Linked DNA regions of Mus musculus: region 2 is linked to region 1. A link is a loop called in an ENCODE intact Hi-C map of the cell type or tissue named here. Cell type or tissue: gastrocnemius. All regions are shown on one strand. Links, peaks and the distances in the headings refer to the core of each region. The heading gives the core; the rest is flanking DNA.

Region 1 (2,914 bases), core at 206-2,705:
CACAAGCACAGACAGCAGCAGTTCCTGGGTCAGGATAGAAGTAGATGACTCGAATGACATTTTCGTGACAAGAGTGGAACTGGAGAGCCGGCTCAGCAGTTGAGAACACATACTGCGCTAGCAGAGGATGCTTGCTAGCAGAGGATGCTCCTTTGGCTCCCAACACCCCATCTAAGGACAGCTGCCAGGAACTCCAGCTCTCGGGGATCCATTGCCCTCTGCTGGTCTCTGTGGGCACCAGCAATCATACGCACAAATCATCCAAAGATACACACATATGCTCACAATACAGATACTTTTCAAAATTAAAACATGTAGAATGAATCCACCCCTCCAGTCAATATTTTCTGCTAATGGCAGGGTAAGCTAAACTACTCAAAAGGCCAAATTCTTTGAATATTCCCACTCCTGAGCTGAGCTTCCTTTGGCGGGGAGGTATGCAAGGCCCTCGCTGACTGGTCATAGCTCTAAGATGGCGCCTCTCAACCTGCCTATCTCTGAGACTCTTTAACATGGTTCCTCATGTCGTGGTGATCCCCAACCCTAAAGTTATTTTGTTGCTACTTCATACCTGTAATTTTGCGCCTGTTGTGAATCGTCATGTAAATATTGGATATGCAGGATATCGGATATAGGACGCCCAAAGGGTGTTGAGAACCAGTGCTCTAGGAAGAAAAGGCAGGCGGCTTCACTCCAGACAGTGGGTGGTGTCTGCGTCAGAGAGAAGCAGCAATGGACTTCCTTGCTAGCTGGACCACTAGGCTGAGCAGCAAGAGGAGGAGGAGGCTAGGACAAGTTACTCTTCCACCGAGGACTCTGGCATCCCACTTGACATACCTGCCTTTGGGCTGCCCTTGCTGGAAGCAGAAATGCCTGGACAGCAGGAACCCAGGGAAGCCACCCCAGGTACAGAAGTGGCCTTGGCCATGGGAATTCTTGTCTTCCCACGCCTGCAGCTAATTGCAGCTGCTGCAGAAGAACAGACCTAATTCTACAGACGTAGGTGTCTCCCACATAACCTGACCACCTCATGTTCCCATGTAGGAGTTACACCAGGTCTCTGCTCCAGCCCACCCCTAAGGAGCTCTGTTGTTCCCAAAGAAACCCTTCTTTAGGACACCCTTTGGGGGCCACCCCACAGCGATGCTCACTCCCCCTTGGCTTGCTGCATCTGAGGCATTTAGCCCTTATCCTTCCTGATGTAAATATTTAATCCTATACATTTCGGATCTGCCTGTCACCTAGTCCCTCCTCACCCAGATGGGCTTCCTGCCAGGCCCTGGGGGGCAAGGCTGGGATCTGAGGGGCTCCTTCCAGATCAGAGCTTTCCCCCATGGCCTACGGCCCAGCTGACTTTCCAGAACTGGTCTCAGGGGTGACAAATGTCCCGGTCTTAGCAGTTGTACAACTAAAGTCTCTGTGGGCTCTGGGGCTTGGTTTCTTACCCAGGATACAGATCTCGGGAGTGCCCACCTCACACAGATTTTTGGATATTAAAATCCAATGTGGTGCCTAGCACACAAAAGGGATGCTGTTGGCACTGAGAAGCTGAACTGTGAGCCACACGCTGGCTCTTAGCATTGCCACGGTCCTTTGCTGCCCCTCTGCACTCTAAGGAAAGTCTGGTGTGCCAGCCCATCCTGGGTGCCTCTGGGTGCATAAACCTGGGAGAGAACATGGAGAAGGACCAATCTGGAAAAGGACTTGGTTGAAGGCAGGGCCCATGCTCACAGAGAGTAGAGAGCTGAAATAAGCATACACAAGAGAGAAGGAACAGCAGATGGGGTGGTCCAGGATTGCTGCTAGGACTCCGAGTGCCACTGAAACTCAGGACAAGGACCTTCAGATGTCAGTCTTTCAGAAGACAATATGGACAGATTTCTAATCACTTCTAGCTGCCTATGCAGAGACAGGAAGGCCTGTGGGCCCCAAAGCTATGAGAATTGCATGCCCGATATCTTTCTAAGTGCTCATGACCCCTTAGAAGGCATATTTTTGTCCCTGCTGTAGAGTTGCGGAAGGAGAGGTTCAGACTCGGGGAGGTGCTTTAGTGGGTATACGATGCTTATTGTATACCGGGGTTTAATCCCTAGCACCCACATAAGAGCTGTTGGGGGGATATGTATTCAAATGCTCATTTCTCTGCCCAGACATTTAGTTACAGTCAGCAACTAGACAGCACGGTCAAGCATTTCCAGTCTCAGTGTTTTGTAAACACTGTCTTCCATCACCTCTGATTGGTTAATAAAGAGCTGATTCAGCCAAGAGTTGGGCAGGAATTCCCGATCCCAGTCTAGGGGTCACAAGAAACAAGCTTCTTATAGCTTGCTCAGCCTGCTTTCTTATAGAACCCAGGGCTACCAGCCCAGGGGTGGCCCTATCTACAATATTCTGCGCACCCCCACACACACACCTCAGCAGTCACTGATTAATAAAATGCCTGCGGGCTTGCCTACAGTCTGATTTACTAGGGCATTTTCTCACTGAAGTTCCCTCCTCTCAGTTGACTATAGCCTGTACCAAGTCAATCTAAAACTAGACATCACGAGGCCAGACTCAGAAATCAGCTCCATATCCCATCGTGAGAGTGGTTACAGAACGCTCCTACCATCAGACACATTTCCCACCAGGCAGCTCTCTTATGTCAATTGTGAATGACATGTCTCTAGAGAGGAGACGAGTTACTGAAAAGAATCATGCAGGGGCTGGCCAGACCACTCAGTGATTAAGAGCATGCATTGCTCTTGCAGAGAACTCAAATTCTGGTCCCAGCACCCACATCAGGCAGCTTGCAACAGCCTATAACTCTAGCACCCGGGGATCCATTCTCTTCAGGCTTCTGAGAATGAGTGTGTGTGCGCGCGCACTTGCGCATACATGCACACATGTGTATTTCCATCTCCCCATCTCCTTC
Region 2 (2,914 bases), core at 153-2,652, 200 kb after region 1:
GACCCAAGGTGGGAGGGGTAACTGACTGCCACAGTTGTTCTCCAGCCCCCACACATACACCCTGGCATGTGTGCAGGAATGCAAACACTCGGTTGCACACACATGCACACAAACAACAAATAAAATCTAATAAAAATCAGGTATACTCGGTCTCCAGTTGGAGTTTTCTCTCAAATTTTAATACTGTTGAGCATTTCTTTAAACAGTAAACATGGTCAAAAAAATTTTTTTTTCTTTACACTAACGGACTTAAGAAAAAAATCTGCTCAGAAATCTGACGACAAGAAAAATGAAGGCCGTTGTAATGCAGCCAGTGGTTGCACTATTTCATTCCAGTAAAATTTCTACATTTTGGATGGGAAAGTAGGCCTTACTTTATTAAAACGCTTAAAAAATTAAAGTTAAATAGATTTTGGGAGTGCAATGGCTTTCTTTTGCCACTTGTAACTTTATGAGTTAGTAATAAATGAGCCCAGCTACGTCAAAACAAATGGGAAACAGTTTAGGTTATAATACAGTATTTTAGAACCTGGCAATAAATCCCTTTAATGGTATTCTAAATGTATACATATATATTTAAAGTAATTAAAATTTCTCAAGCTCTCAGACACCATTCAAGTATTTCGGACTTCATCGCCTTCCAACTCCATTCTGTCCCTTCTGCCGTCACCACCTCCGTGCCAGCCTCCCAGGCTCGGTTCTCACTAAACCAAGTCAAAGACCGAGTCACACTCTTAGCCTAACTCAGTCCCCAAAGGATCCCATGCAGGGTACAAGCTGCCAAGGAAAGACTTTCTCTAGAACCCTGTGCAGGGAATGTGACGTGCAGGGAAATGCGAACAGGCCCGCTGAGCCCACATCACAGGCAGATAGAAAACAGAGTTGGCAGAGAAAGCTCCTTGTGTCTCTGCAGCCATTTTGTAGTAAGAAAAGGACAGTTCTGAAAACAGGGAGCCAGGAGATCCTGAGCTAGGGAATGCTGGCCTCACTTCCAGCTAGGACAGCCTGAGCAAGGGGATGCTGGCCTCACTTCCGGTACCCAAGCTCACAGCCACAGTGTGAGAACTGGAAACACAGGGTCCAAAAATGGCTGAAAGGCCGTGTTTCAGAGGCACAGAGAGGAAGGCATGGCAGGCCAAGAACCAAACCCTCACTCCACATCCACAACGCTAAAACATTTCCTCACGCAGAAACAGAATCGCCACTGACAATTTTTGGAAACAGTAATTGTGTCCTGGGTCCCAGCTGGATAATTCTGTTCTACACCAAAAATAAGTCCTGTTCACAGCCCCCCAACTCTCCAAACTGCCTCGCACCACTATCAGGACACAGCTTCCTCCCAGCCCCAATAAATGAAAGGCAGAAACCGGCAGAAGAAAGAGGATTAAATAACATAGGTAAGGTTGCTTGCCGCTTTATGAAAGACAAATGACTTGCACTCACATCCCACTGATAACTAGGGAGGCTGCCAGCGGCTCTCAGACAGATGTAACATTTTAACAAATGTGATTGTTTGTGAACGAAATAATTCTGATCAAAAACTTAATTGCAGTCAAAGCGAGTCCTGGGCTGTGTCACTGTAATCCGTTGTGACAGGAAGCAATGAGTGGAGATCCTACTGTGAGCGGGGCACATGTGAAAGGTCAGCACTGGCCTGGAACTTCAAAACCGTTAGCGTGTAAAACAGTGTGCATTAGAGCCCGGAACGGCTACCCACTGGATTAGCGGATGTCCGCTGTGCGGGTCTCATGTGCTTTTTGGCAGGTAAGAGTTAATTGGTAAGTAGGCAACGTATTGTAACTTCCTTTTTTCCCTCTTCCTCAAATTTACCCTAGAAACAATTCTTTATAGCTCTACAATACTGCAATATTCCATTGGTAGTACGGTCTCAGGAGAACAAAGTAACGTTTCTTAAATAAAATTCATCTTTAATGATTTACTGAATACTGGCTGTATTTGACAAATAAATGTGTGTGGATAGAATGAATGAAAATTTTCTTTTGTAACATGGATATATACAGACTTATACATAAGTGTGTGTGTGTGTGTGTGTGTGTGTGTGTGTGTGCATGTATTTGTTTAGTCAACTGTGACAGCCAATTTTTTTCCAAGTAAGGATTTCATTAGAGGAAAATATATACTTTGCTCATATACAATAATCCTAAAAGCCAATTATATGACAGAATTTTGCATGGCTTAAAACAAAATTCTAAATAAAAATGCAGTTAATACCACAGTTTTCATTTCCAACATGGGATGTTATTTATGAAAGAACCAAGCTAAATATTACCTTATAAGTCAATGCACGCACAAAATACTCTGCGACTATCCAGCACTGTAAGCTGATCTATTTAACTTTAAATTATAGTCATTTTCCAACATCTAAACTACTTAAGGTAATACAACATTAACTCATGGTAAAGGCAGTTACTGGGCATCGCAATGATTATTTTAAAATTTACTCCATTTCTGTGTTGTGTGGAAATAAACGTCCACTTTAAAAAATAATCAATTCTTCTAAAGCTTTATTTCTGTTCTCAAAACCAGCCTTCTAAAGAAATACCTTGGGCCACTGGACAGATATAGTGCCTGGGCACTTTGTATGGCTGGGAAGGGACTTCTTCAGTGACTTCGGAGTTCCTGCCCCCCAGCAGAACATCAAATGGAATCTTGGGGATAGACATAGATTTGCTTCCAACTGTGACAGACAACTAAAAAGAAGATGGGAACTGGACAGAGAGGCAGGCCATGGTCTCGCTCGTGTCTGCTTTCAGTATAAAGTGTGAAAACTTAGGTGGATTTGAAAATGCCAGTGTCTACTCCCACCCCCAACTGTTCCTGCAAGTCAGAGATGCCCACGGTTACCATCACTGCTCTGTGTCTCTCAGGCATCTCCAGGCTCCCAGTCCTGGAT

The links. Hi-C counts contacts between places; a loop is a spot of excess contacts. Peaks named below come from ENCODE experiments on the same cell type or tissue, not always from the same donor. Only the 100,000 strongest peaks of a DNase experiment are listed, where the experiment ranks them.
Region 2: it touches region 1 in a loop (2.4-fold over the local background); 4 of 42 quality-filtered maps call a loop at or near these places.

What each region holds. Positions count from the first base shown.
Region 1 is chr13:55,950,305-55,953,218 of GRCm38, reverse strand. No RefSeq gene overlaps it. Among named protein-coding and RNA genes, the nearest start is that of Gm31542, 42 kb to the right of the region's middle. In gastrocnemius, for the core only: no CTCF peak of the experiment used is centred there; a DNase peak (open chromatin) is centred at 1,273.
Region 2 is chr13:55,753,323-55,756,236 of GRCm38, reverse strand. All of the region lies in intron 2 of Pcbd2 (pterin 4 alpha carbinolamine dehydratase/dimerization cofactor of hepatocyte nuclear factor 1 alpha (TCF1) 2), which reads right to left. Among named protein-coding and RNA genes, the nearest start is that of Pcbd2, 27 kb to the right of the region's middle. In gastrocnemius, for the core only: no CTCF peak of the experiment used is centred there; no DNase peak of the experiment used is centred there.